Regions from separate parts of the Homo sapiens genome. Here all the other regions are linked to region 3. A link is a contact called in ENCODE Hi-C or POLR2A ChIA-PET data. All regions are on one chromosome and are shown on one strand. The core of a region is the stretch at or near the end of the contact, and the rest is flanking DNA. Distances in the headings are between cores, read along the strand shown.

Region 1 (4,280 bases), core at 475-2,974, 480 kb before region 3:
AGTGCGGTAAGTGTTGGCACTCTGGAACCCGGAGGGGTGTTTGGGTGCTGGGAGGAGGTGGGACTCGGGGCTCCCAGAATCGCGGGCCTGAGACCAGTCAGTCGGTATCCAAAGCTGGCTTCTGGGTTCCCGCTTCTGCTCTGTGGGTTGTAACTAGGGATTTTGTTGTTTGTTTACTCTTGCTGAGCTGGGAGCTTCAGTGCTGATGTCTTAGTCCAGAGCCAGTGGCAGGGTGAGGGGTAGCTACTGTCATAAAATGGGAGCTGCTGTCGTCACCTGTTGAGAGTGACCTTCAGTTGTGGAAGCCCTTCCTCTCTCCAGGCTTTAGGTCTGCCATTTGTCAAATGAAGAGCTTGGGCTAAATGAGCTCTAACTCCGTTTCATATGAGAGGTGATACTCTGAGAGGTCAGCTGACCAGCCCTGGATCTTCCATTGCGAGGGGCTTTGTGGAGTCTCTGGGCTAAACCCAGGGCTAAGGACCCAGGTGTCCCATGTTCAGGGCCAAGGTTTTTACCACCCCCCTGCTAGGATGCCTCCTGTATGATCTTGCATCCTCCTCATTCCCTTCAAACGCCTGCAGTTTCTCCCTGCTCTGGGCTTTCACTCGATTTAAGAAAGTGCTAGCAGGCGAGCATTAAGGCCAGGCCGCCTGCGTGTCTGCCAGCTCTGAGATTTGTTGTAAATCTTTCTGATCACACTGAGGCTCCGAGGTTCTGTTTCAAGTGAATAAGCCTTCTGAATAAGCGCAGTGGAGTCTGGATAAAAAAAATCCTCCAGCGATTAGCAAAGCTATTTTATTCCTCATCGCTGTCCTTGTATCTGGGGCCATCTAATCTGTTAGGATGGCTTTGGTTATTACCTCGTGTTAAGTAGGACTTGGAAGGTCAGGCAGTTAACTAACCATCTAGACAGCAGCTTCCTTGCGCAGCTCTCTCCAATCCAGCCCTCCTTCCCTTCCTGGCCCTCCCCCTACCCAGGCTGACTTTTTAAACCTCCCATTAGCAGTGAGGCTGGCGTCCGTGGCCTCTTGACCCGCCTACATGCTCAGAAATCCAGGACCACATTTGGGCTGAGGAATGGCTAGGTACCTAAGAGAGGAGTCATTGAAGCTGAAAATCCATGTTCACTGCCTCGGTACTGATCCTCTAACAGTGGCATTTTTTCGGAGAGGCAGTTTGCCTAGATAGGCGGAGGCCTGGATTGGACATTTTAAGGCTGAGGTCTGGTCCCAGCTTTATGAGGCCCTGTGTAGTTCTCTTGGCCTCTCTGAGCCTCAGTTTCCTTATCCATACCATGGGAATAATTCCTGCTTGACCAACCTCTCAGCTTTGTTTCGGAAGACCCTTTATAACCTGACTGAGGATCCAGATTACCTGGCTAGCAGGGACCCACTTCAGTGGAATTGGAGGGGGAGTGGGAAGCCCAGCACTCTCTAAAGAGCATGAGTCTTTACCTCATCCTCATCCCTATTGGCTTCTGGCTTTGTGCCCCATCTGTGAAAGTTTTCTGCTAAAAGACCCCCCCTGGGAACCCCCAAGAGCTGGGCTGTTTACCATGCTCGCTGAGGTCCATGCATGGCACACATGGGCCTCAGGAAACTCCAGTGGGAATGAATCAAGATGCTGGGCAGAGGCAGCAGTGGGCAGGGCCGAGGCTGTGCGCATGGCATGTGGCGTGGTGACGGTGTCAGCGGCGGTGTAGACTGAAATAATCAGGCTTTGGAAACCAGGTTGTCAACAGATGAGGCCTACGGCAGGAAGGACAGGGCTGTGTCAGAGTGGGAGGGGGGATGGGGGGACGGGCTGGAAGCTGTCCCAGAGGGGTTAGTCTGGAGTCCAATTAGTGGTAGCTTCATTCATATTTCCTTGCCTAGCCGAAGCAATAAAAAATACTTAGTTTTTTGGCCGCCTGCCAGCCAGAGGCGGGCTGGATCGATGCCGCTAAATGCCTGACATGACTCTCCGGTAGCGGCGAGGGTTTTCAGCCTGACTGCATGAGAAGAAAGAGCTCGCTGTTCTCCCGAGCCGAGCACCGGGTCGCGAGGAGAAACACGAGCAGCCGCACGCCCCCTCCCCTGCCCGCCCGCCTGCAAGGGGCAGCCAGTGCGAGGGGCTGGAAGCATTTCTGCTTAGCACAGGGTGGCCACCACCGTCAGAGGAAATGAAATGAAATGACGGTGATTTTTCTGCCGGCGATTGCAGCAGCTAATTGAATTGTGGCTGTGCGCGCATCGCCACCGCTCCTGCACGGCTGTGGGGAAGGTTGAGCTGCAGTTCCATTATAACCTCCATTTTTTCTTCAAGGCTTGATAACTCTGCCATTTTAATTTGCTTCGGGCAGAAACTTGGCCGGGTAGGGCTGCCCAGAACCCGGCTTAGGAAAGGAAATTAAGTTCTGAGGCTGGTTGCCGCACTATTCCCACCGAATACTGCCCAGCCCCGTTCCCTCCAAGTGGCCCTTGCCCCTGAGCCACGCTTGGCCTCTGGGAAAGTGGAGAAGAGAAGGGAAGCCTCATTCCACTTGCCTTCTGATGCTCTTCTCTTCTGAACAGATGTCCCTCTGGGTCTCCATATGACCTCCTGTGTTGCATGGGGACTGGGACCTGGGATGGCCTGTCCTTTTCTTCCAGCTCCATCATAGCTGGACCATGAGCTCCTGGAGGGCAGGGATTGTATCTCATTCATTCTGCCACTCCTGGCCTGCAGCACCAGGGCTGACCCAGGGCAGCTGCTCGGAAATTGGTGGGTGGGTGAAGGTAAAGTTTGGACTCTTAGAAAGGAGTAAACCTCACCAATATCATAGAGGGGCATTGGTCCTGATATTAGTCTCTGGGCACAGAGGTTTGCTGGCAGGTGCCCTTGCCAGTTGCACTTCCCTCCCTGCTCCCCAGCTCGGTGGTAACAGCCACATGGTGATTTCTGACCACTATCAACCCCTAGGACTACTCCGTCATCTTCCCTCTTCCCAGGCCTCCCATCCCAAAGGCTTCTCATCCTCATTTGCTTTATAGTTGAGGGAGAACTCACGAAATTTTGGGGTTCCCTTTGTGCCACCTTCTGCTAGGGGAGCTTGGGCACATTCACCAACCTCTTGGGGTCTCCACTTGGTGATGGCTACAGAGGCAGTGACTGTCCCTGCCCTTGCTCCTTTCCCTGTCTGTCAGAGGGAAAGGCTTCATGACGTGGCATTTTTGTTTTTTTTACAACCCTGGTGTTTCTCCAGAGTTGCTGACAGCCTCACCGTGGAGGCGGGGGTGTTCACACAGAACGCTTGGCTGCTCATCTCCACTGGGAAGTTGGTGGCTGCCTGACGCCCTCCTTCCCTATCAATCTCCCCATTCCTGTCGGGCTCAGCAAATGAAGTATTGCTCATGGCCCCTGCCTGTCAGCTCAGATCCATCTTACAAGACTCAGTGCAAATTCCACTTATCCCTCCTTTGAGCAAATGAGTGTGGCAAGCGCGAGATGGGTGGTGAATGAGACCCAGGTGACCCTCGCCCTCACAGAGCGTAGTCCCACAGGCCAGAAGGCAGACGGCTTACTGCAGGGTTAATTATTTAATAGCAGTGCAGAGCTGCAAAAGAGAATTGGGGATGCGCCCAGGGCATCTCCCCGGGGACTCAGTCTCAGGGGAGTGGGGAAGGCTTCCCTGGCAAGGCTCTGATGGAGCCACGATCTGCAGGGCAGAGAGGAGTTCAGCTTCTCTTCCCTCCCCTGACCTCCGTGTCACCTGCACTTAGCTGTGTGCGGATGTGTGAATTGTTACACGCAGCAGAAAGTTTTAACCCCGAACCCTCTTTTTCCTTCCAGAATAACTCTGTGTCACCCTCGGAAAGCCTCCGGGCCAGTGAGAAGCACCGGGGCTCTGCGGACTACAGCATGGAAGCCAAGAAGCGGAAGGCGGAGGAGAAGGACAGCTTGAGCCGATACGTACGTCCAAGGCGCCATGGCACCACTGGGGTTTCTGTTGGGTAGGGCAGGGGGTGTCTGCAGGGCCCAAGCTGTGGCCAGGGTCTTCTTGTGGTTGGCAGTGAGTCAGAGAAGCACAGGTTGGCGATAGGGGACCCTATTGAGGAGAGCAGGGTGGGAACAGGGCTAGGGTGAAGTTCACACACGCTATGAGCATGCGAGCCACTGTGGGGCGGAGGTGGATGGGGAGGTCGTCCTAGCCTCCATGGGGTCTCTTCCCACAGACAGGCCAACAACCCCATGCTGCTGTCATGGTGCTGCCGGAATCCCACTTGGCTCTAAGGGGCTGCTCCCAGTGACCCCCAAAATGT
Region 2 (4,265 bases), core at 1,350-3,849, 270 kb before region 3:
TGGCCTCACAGAGCTTGCTGCTGCTCAGGAAAGATGGGTGTGAGTGAGAAATGCCATTTAAAGGAGATGCAGGATTGCTGTCAGGGGACCTCAACTAGTGTGAGTGATCAGGAAAGCTTTCCTGAGGAAGGGATGTAAGGTTACAGATGGGGAAACTGAGGCTCAAAGGTGCTAAGTACATTAAGCTGAGTGGCTGTGGTGATTAGATGTCAATCTTACCAACTCTGGGAATGATGCCTTTTCAAGTATGAGCGGGGACACCACACACAGGCCTGTCTGTACATAACTGTCAACAATGTATACCCATCATTAGATTTTGGCATATCCTCTGCACATATGCACACACACACACACACACACAAACACAAACACACACTTGCTTCCAGTCTGAGTTTGGTGACAAGTCTGAATGGCAAAGAGACACTGGGCCCTGCCCTCAAGCCATTTGGAAGAAAACTGGAACCACCAGCCAGTTACAATACGTCCTCTGCACGGAGCTTTGAAATCTGAGGCTGGTCTCAGCCAGCCTTTTCCTGCCTTGTGGTTTTTCTCCCCTGGGTCTCCCTGGGGAACCAGGCCCTGCTGTGAGGCTGGATTTGATCAAAGCCCCCATAAACCTGAGCTGAAGCCACAACTCCCCGCATTATTAAAGTGTTTAATAACTTTCCAGGACTCCTCCCTCCCAAAGACCCTGAAAGGCCTCTTGTTCCTATTCACTCTCTGCCTTTTAATGGGAGGAGAAGAGGGGCGGTGGATGGATTTGATTTCCCTCACCGAGTTCACAATCATAATCGCCATGTTGGTAATTTCCATGTTCTGGAAACCTCCTTACAGTATAACAAATGCCCTCATTACCGTGTTTGCCGCCCTTAATGCAGTTTTAAACACGCTGCTCCATTTCAGTCAACCCGCTACGTGGCAAATAAGTTGCTGTTGGAGCTTCCTGTGTGCAAAACAGGTCTCCGGCCTGCTGGGATGCAGAGATTTCAATCTTATCTGGCAAGCAGAGTAATTTGAAATTTAATCATTTTTTCCCCAAGCGAGAATGCCTTATTATTACTTTTTAGAGAAAAGAAGAGACCTGGAAATCACTCTCCAAAATTTGGGGGTGGAGGTGGAGAGAGACTGTACCTGAACTCATGGCCACATCATCAGGGATCACTGAGGCTTCTCATCCAGGCATGGGGCAAGTTCTTGGGTGAATCCCTGTGGCCCTTTCGGCTGCAGGGCTGGAGCAGGCAGAGTTGCCCAGGGCAGAGCCAGTGGGGGCAGGCAGGTCAGGAAGCCGGTGGGCATGCCCTGCAAGGCCTCTCCCCCTACGGACTCTCCCCTCAGCCAGTCTTCCTTGTGCTCAGAATTCCACAGGGAAGAATTTTTTTTCTCCCTTGTTGAAGGCAATCATCTTGAAAAGATACTACAGCATGCCAGGGTTAGCCACCAGGGTCTCGGGGATATCATCCACTTCCCCGACTCATCAAGGAAGTCTGCTTTCACTGCAGCCTGCAACGGAGTGAGAGAAGCAAGAAGAATGCAGGAAGTTTTTGATAAAACCAAATTACGTTTGTGGATCAGAAAGATCAGGAAGAATTTTCCTTAGACGGGCTTCCTGCTCATTACATTCAAACCTGGTAGGGGAGAAACAAGGTTGGAATGTAGTGAGCAGGAAGCTTGTCTAAGGAAAATTCTTGCTGTCATCAGCTATGTATACTTCTAAGTGGGGGATCTGGTTCTCATCGCTGTCTGGCCAAAAAAAAATTCTTTCCTATCTGGAATACACTCCATAATCCTTTGCATGCAATTATGAACGCACGATACATTGACAGCTCATATAGGAAGAGAATCTGATAGACGGTTTCCCAAATTTGGCATCAGTCTTAAAAATTGCATTACCTAAGAGCAATGAGTTATGAAGCTGACAGAAAAGTTCTCCAAATGATCAATAATATAAAATAAAATGCCATGGCCAATCCCAAAAGGAAGACAGAACGGGCCTTCTATTCTCTCTATTTAAAGAAACACAAAATTATTGACATAAGAAGAGAAGAATCAAAGACTATGCAGTCAAAAATACAAGAAAAAAGTGTCTTAATGGCATATCAGTGAACACAATGAAATATAGTGAGGTTTTTTTTTCCTGGATTTTGTCACGTTTGTGTTTTCACCAGCTTTTTAAAATGTGATTTGTGATGTGTTGTGATTTCTTACTCTAATACTCAGTCTCATGTCTAATTTTCTTTTTGGCATTTGACGTTCTTTTTCTTAAAGAGCATCCCAACCAAACCTGGATGCAGTCTAGGCAGAGCAGCTGGGGCCTGCTGAGAGCCTGGATGTGGGTGGGAGAGAAGGGTCGTCAAGGACAACTCCAAGGTTATGTCTTTCCAATATTCAGATAGTAAAAAAGAATCCCCTTATTTATAGAACAATGGGAATAATGAGGTTTTGAAAATGACCTTACTTGGCAAAGGAAACAGTTGGCCTCTTATGCTGGTGTCCCATTATATTGCATTTTGAATGTCACTGATCTGTGAAATCCCAGGTCAGAGCCGGGCAATGCAATGACTGAGCAGGATTCCTGGGCAATGAGTCCTACGAAGTGTCACTGGGCGGGAGGGCTGAGGAACAGAGTTAGGCTCTAAGAAGGGACACAGACTTGGCTGAGTCAGCTGAGCCTTGGAGGGGCCCAGGGCGCAGAGCTAGGAGAGAGTAAGGACTGTTTCCTAAGGGCTGGCCCTGCCTGCGTCTGGTCTCCTCTTTTACAATCGCCAGCTTGGCTTTGTCCTAGCAGCCTGACTCACATATAGATGCTACCTGCTCACACCTTAGTCCCCTTGCCACACCTGCTCCCCTCCAGGCTCCAAACTGGTTGTGGTTCACTCTAAGGGTTTTAATTCTCAGATTGTGTCTCCATTTCGCCTGAATGCCATCTCTTTGGACTCCTCGGCATCTTTGCAGACAGGCAGGGTGGTGTCTCGCTCGCCTCCAGTGCTCTTTATCATCCTAAGTCTCACCCTGGCTGGTGCTGATTCAGGGCACCACCTGGCCCAGGTCACTTGCCCCCTCTGAGCACTGACAGATGACAGCATATGGCAAAGGCATACGAAACTCTCTGCCCCCTCTCCCCAGCCAACGTGAGGTCAAACCACGACCACCTTGGAGGACAAATTCATCCTATTTAAAATCATCGCCAGTTCCACTGAATTCTTTCTGCCCCCCAGGTATGTGGGCAGCTGCCCAAAGATGCTTACTGACCCTCCACCAGTGCCATGCAGTAGATTAATCTGGAACAGTGGCATTGCTAATGTGGTGGTGGGAACACCACAGGTCCTTCAGCACATGCCCTTGTTCAACCTCAGCAAAACAGCCCTCCAGTCCTTGAGCCCTTCCTGTACAAGGAGGAAGTGAACTGAAATTAAATAATTAAAGATTGACAGCAAATACTTCCATGATGCTATTTATGTGCCAGGCTGTTCCAAGTACTGAAAATAAATAAACAGCTTCCTTACCCCTCACATCAACACTGTGATATCCCATTCTGCAGAGGAACCCTGAGAATCGCTCTCATGTACTGAAAATTTACTCTGTTCTGGGCTTGCTAATAAATACTTTCTGTCTGTGCTAACAGGAATCTGAGTCCTTAAGTGCAGATGTATAAGAAACACACTTCTTTATTCCCGTCATCTTAAATCTGAGTCTGTGGTTCAACATTCCAGTGTGGTGAGGAGTTTTATCAGTTATTCTTGCCATCCCATCCCTTATCCCCTCCCCACTAGGGAACTTTAGGTTCCTGCATCTCATGTGTTTCCAGAACTGAAGGAGGGGCCTTGGAGGCAGGCCATCAGGTACTGTTCTGGGTGAGCTCCTAAGATCCCCGGGCTCCCAGCCATTCCCCACCTCTAGGCTGCATGAAGGGCATGGGGTCTTCACTAGGCAGGCAGCTGCCAAGCAAGCGCCAGCCTCCTCGAGTCTTCCCAGGACCATACCTTCTGGAGTTGTGCCATGGTGGAGCTGGGTGAGAACACTCACTGCCTGGGGACCCACCCACTGAAGTCTAATCCCTGCATGGGCCAACTCCACTCTTTTTCCTCTTGAGGATCTCAAAAGCATGCCCTTCTCATTGTTCCTTGCAGGGCACCCAGAGTACCTACTGTAAGGTTGGAAACACAAGTCAAGAGAAACCAAATTTAACACGTGATGATAATGTTATACAAAGCCTGTGTGGCGCTTTCTCATTCTAACCCTCACAGCAGCCCTGCAAGGGGGGTATG
Region 3 (4,452 bases), core at 1,708-4,207:
ATGCAATAGACCTTGAAGTCATTTATGGGTAGTTAAACCTCAAAGCTTAATCTGAAAAATCCAACCATCGCCTGCACCCCAAAATCTTCTGCCAGGCTGCCCAAATCTGAACATCTGCAGATGCCTGCTGACAGATGGCGTGTACCTGTTCAGGGACTTGCACTAGAACCATGCCCACCTTAGCCCTCCATGTTGGCTGTGGCCCAGAAGGCTAGTGGGATCATTGACAAAGACACTCATGTTTGAGGAGGCACCATCCCATTTTTTATCCACTTATTTTTTTTCAGACAGACCACACACTCTCCAAGGCTTCCTCCTATACTGATGCTTTGTGGTCCTGAAACTCAGAGTCGTTTGGGCTACAACCTTTATGAGGTGTAATAGAATAGAATTAAGACAAGAACTTGGCGAATTCTTACTGGGGCAAACCACTCAGCAGGCAGTTCGATGGAAGGAAGGATAAGCTAGGAATGCACTTTGATGGCTATCCCTCTGAGTGTACCTGTCACACCCCAGAAGCATGCTTTAGAAGAAGGAGAGAGTAGGACAGAGCCCAGCAAGGTGAGCACCATCTGAGTAACTGCATGGACCCCAGAAACACCCCCACTGTGAGCCAATGACCCAGGCAACTACTCCTCACACCTGAGGCCAAACTTCCCCATCCCCTTCTTGGAAACATATGATAGCTCTGAGGACACAGGAAAGAAGAAAATACCTTTCTTCTTCCCTTCAAGGAGCCCACAGTTCAGAGACAGGCAAAGACAAAGTAGAGATCCAGACAATGCTGGGACAGAGGGGCTAGCGTTGGGGTAGGCAAAGGGGATGGAGTGAGTGGTTGATTGGTCTGGAAGTCCCCTGAAACTGCAAGTGTGATGATAGAGCGGATCAAAGCTGCTAGCTCCTGTCCTCTTCACCCAGCCTGGCACAGAAAGAATAAGTCCAGTAGGGCCTCCATGTGTGAGGGCCTGCGGCATCAGGGATTTGTAGATTTCTGAAAACTTTGCCTTTCTATGTGCTTACTGTTTTGTTGCCTGGTGTGTTTACCTTCTCTGATTAGTGATAAAGCCCCCATTATGCAAATGGCCAGAGTGCTTGTCTTTGGGAACGGTGAGGGGAGTGGTGGCATGCTGAGAGGCTTCTTTCCATTCCCCAGCCAGGCTCAGGGACAGAACCCCACCATGAGCACCATGATGGGTGAAAGGGTTAATGAGGAAGTTGCAACAGGCTGAATCCCCAGAACCTTTAGGGAGGGAAGAAGAGCAGTCGGGGATGCCCACCTGGACATGGGGTTTAAGCAGACTCCTGGGCTTCTCCCCAACTCTCCTCCAGACCAGAGCTGTCTTATTTTATTAACAATTCAGAAACAGTGGCTACAACAGACACTCTTCACATCACCAGAAGCCTGGTACCTAATAACTGAGGGGCGTATGAGTGGCACAGAGGTCACTGTACCCGCTAGATCTGATACACCTGAGTCAGATAACTGCCCGATGAGGTCAGTGATCATGAATTGACGTCAATGGAAGAAGGAGAGGAGGACATTCTCTCATGACTCTCACTTTATCTTCACCAAGCATAAAGGGTAGGTATTAAGAGTCCCCTATTACAGATAGGGAAGTTGAGTCTTGGTAAGGTTAAGCACCTTGTCCAAGTTCACCCACCCGAGTTGAATCCAAATCTTTTATCCTCAGAAGGCAGCTGCATCCACTGAGCTGTCTCTGATGATGGTCTGCTAAAGCTGCCCCATGATTCTGTTGCACTCACATCTCAGTACAGTGACCTTTGCCCATGTCAATGGCCAGTGTGCCGTTGCTGCCAGACAACAGATGAGGCAGCCTCTGGAATCAACACTACAAAGCAGAAAACAACCCTTGACCCTACTCATTGTAAACTCTTCCCTACCAGAACAAAGAGGGTAGAAAATTCCTCCCATCACAGAATCCCACGCACAGAGTCTACTGATTGCAGGGCAAAATGAGGGCTAGTGATGACCCCCAGCCTAGGGCACAGATGCCCACTGACCCATCAGCTCTACCCTTCTCTTTCTTCTGCAGACAGTGGGGGCAGGGATAAAATAGTCAAAAGCAGGCTTTTGTTACAAAGTCTGTCCACTTGCTCTGCCCTGAACACTTAGCAATTTGCAATTATAGCATCTAATGGATGCTTCATCATTTTTTGCTAAATTAGTACATGCGTGAATGAGAGTGAATGAATGAAGAAAACTGGCACATGTAAAGCACTTCCTACTTTTCACATCACCTCTGCATCTATTATCTCATCTTATCCTTCAGATACTCCTGTGAATGTAGTGTTGGAATTCTTGCTTTGCAGATGGAAAAACTGAAGCCCAGAGAGATGACTGTTTCACATACGATAATGGCAGAGCTTGGACCAGGATCCTAGCCCAGCACTCCTACTCTGGTCCTTCTTCCCTGGGATGGCTGCTGACTTGAGAAAGGATCTCCAGCCGCCCAGTCTTGCAAAAACAGCAGCTTAGCGCCAAAAGGCACGGCTTCCCTAAATGCCCAGCTCACCACCTGGAGGTGACCGGTGAGGCTGGGGCTACTGGAAAGGCCCCAGAGAAAAGGCTCTCTTGCCCCCAGGGAGCACTCATGTCTTTCTAAACAGACCTCAACATTTTTCCCGGGTTAGATCAGAATTTCCAGATCTGGATAAGAACTGGAAACTTCCTATCCATTACCTTTCTGATTCTGACTCACTTCAGGGGCTGGGGGGTGGGAGAGGTGAGATGCTCAAGTCCCACCTATTTTAAAAACAAAAAAGTCTCTTCAACCCCCAAAGTGGGTCATTCTAGAAATGTTTACTGCACATGTGTTATCCCGAGCACTGAACACCCAGCACGGAGCTCAAAGCTGTGCCGTCAGGAGTGGCTGCGGCAGCCTGCCTCTCCTGCGTCAGTTTCACAGCCTACACCCTCTTCTGCCATTCTGCCATTGAACTCAAGCCAAGGGCACCAACGGGCTTCCTGCCAGTGGTCAGACCAAGTCCTGTCTGACTCAGTCTGTGCAGCACTCAAGCATGTTACCTGCTCCTTCTCCACAGTGCTCCTCTCAGCCTCCGTCATACCCTGCCCTCCTAGCCCCTCCTATGCCAGTACCGAGGTCTTGCATAGGCCTTCTTCCTGTCTTTACACACTGCCGTTTAATCACGTCATCTACATCACAGAGGTCCAAATGCTGCCTAATGCCGATGGTGCCCAAGTCAATTCTCCAGAAGAGATCTCTTTGCCAAACTTGACACCAAATGCTTGTTGGATGTCCTTTCCTGAGCGGCCTCGGGCATCCAAACCTCAGCATCACCAAAATTGGATTCACATATGCACCCTACACCATATCTGCTCCTCCTCTGCTCACAGGATTGGTGAGCAGCGAGTGGCCCCGAGCCATGAGCCACCTGAGTAGGAGACCTGGAGTCGGCCTTGCCTCCCCCTCCTCCTCTCCTCCGCCTCCTCCTCGCCTCCCTCTCCTCCTCGCCTCCCCCTCCTCCTCACCTTGCCCTCATGGCCATCCAGTTTTGTGGCTTCCACCTGCCCAAGGTCCCTCAGAGCGCTGCCTCTACTTCTGTCGCCCACCTCCTCTTCTCTTCCTGAACTAGTGCAACAGCCTCCTTTCTGGTCTTCACACCACCTACAGGATAAAGACTCCAAGTACCTCCATGACCAAAGTCCCGCCTTCTCCCCAGCCTTGTCTCCAGTCTCCTGCACTTATTCCAGTGGCCCCAAACAGTCCTGATCCCAGAAAGGACTCTGTCCTCTCACCTGCCAGCCTGCATGTAGGTGTTTCCCTCAGACTGATGTGCCCTTTCCAGAAAGTTCTCTCCCAGCCCTCCACCCCCATCTAGGGAACCCTTACTGTTTTTCCTCCAATTCAGCTCAAACATCGCCTCCTCTGAGAAGCGGCCCCATGCACCTCCCGCAATGTTCCCATACGAGCCAGTGCAGCCATCATCAGGGCACTTGCCACCGTGAATTGGCAGGCCTCGGGCACATCTCACACCTACAAAACCCAGAGCCCTGCAAGGACTGTGTTCTGTGCTCACACCCCTCTGTGTGTCTAGGCCCTGGTGATCTTATGGCCAATGGTGAGCCTCAGTGAATGACTAAGTGAATGGGTAGTACAGGTAGTGGGTTTGCTGGAATAAAAAGATGTCCATCCACCAGGGACTGGAGGTGACAGCACCAACAAGTCAGGGGGAAGGAAAACAACAAAACCCATCCATCAGGTCCCAGAGGTTTACAGGCAGCTAGAGAGAGACGAGTCTCTCAAGACCGATAACAAGCCAGGGCAGCTTGCAATGAGCTCCGCAGCGCCCTGGTGACCTCCAGAGCTCAGAGGAACAGGGGCACTGGGGAGGGCGGGGGAAGCTTAGGAGGTGGCCTCCTCCCATGCTACCACCCGACCTTCCAGGGACTGAGCAGAATGGAGGCTGAAG

Evidence for each region. Hi-C counts contacts between places; a loop is a spot of excess contacts on that map. ChIA-PET counts read pairs that join two places held with the same protein, here RNA polymerase II (POLR2A). Pooled maps may share reads with other maps.
Region 1: a pooled map shows a loop between it and region 3 (3-fold over the local background). The contact joins two enhancer-like sites. A Hi-C loop is called at or near these places in 1 of 168 maps with a recorded cell type or tissue (B cell) and 5 of 50 pooled maps. POLR2A ChIA-PET finds 5 or more read pairs at or near these places in 2 of 52 experiments (B cell and activated CD4-positive, alpha-beta T cell).
Region 2: a map of PC-9 shows a loop between it and region 3 (5-fold over the local background). The contact joins two enhancer-like sites. A Hi-C loop is called at or near these places in 1 of 168 maps with a recorded cell type or tissue (PC-9) and 1 of 50 pooled maps. POLR2A ChIA-PET finds 5 or more read pairs at or near these places in 3 of 52 experiments (PC-9, activated naive CD4-positive, alpha-beta T cell and endothelial cell of umbilical vein).

Annotation. Positions count from the first base shown.
Region 1 is chr15:70,060,180-70,064,459 of GRCh38, reverse strand. It overlaps TLE3 (TLE family member 3, transcriptional corepressor), which reads left to right. Exons shown (of 20, transcript NM_001105192.3): 8 at 1-6; 9 at 3,811-3,930. Among named protein-coding and RNA genes, the nearest start is that of MIR629, 17 kb to the left of the region's middle. Within about 2 kb of position 1,724, at least 13 of the 41 ENCODE cell types and tissues checked have a DNase peak (open chromatin) inside an H3K27ac peak, as active enhancers do.
Region 2 is chr15:69,852,090-69,856,354 of GRCh38, reverse strand. No RefSeq gene overlaps it. Among named protein-coding and RNA genes, the nearest start is that of LINC00593, 19 kb to the right of the region's middle. RefSeq lists an enhancer at 2,165-3,364. Within about 2 kb of position 2,599, at least 4 of the 41 ENCODE cell types and tissues checked have a DNase peak (open chromatin) inside an H3K27ac peak, as active enhancers do; they include PC-9, where a contact is called at or near this core.
Region 3 is chr15:69,577,521-69,581,972 of GRCh38, reverse strand. No RefSeq gene overlaps it. Among named protein-coding and RNA genes, the nearest start is that of PCAT29, 12 kb to the left of the region's middle. Within about 2 kb of position 2,957, at least 5 of the 41 ENCODE cell types and tissues checked have a DNase peak (open chromatin) inside an H3K27ac peak, as active enhancers do; they include PC-9, where a contact is called at or near this core.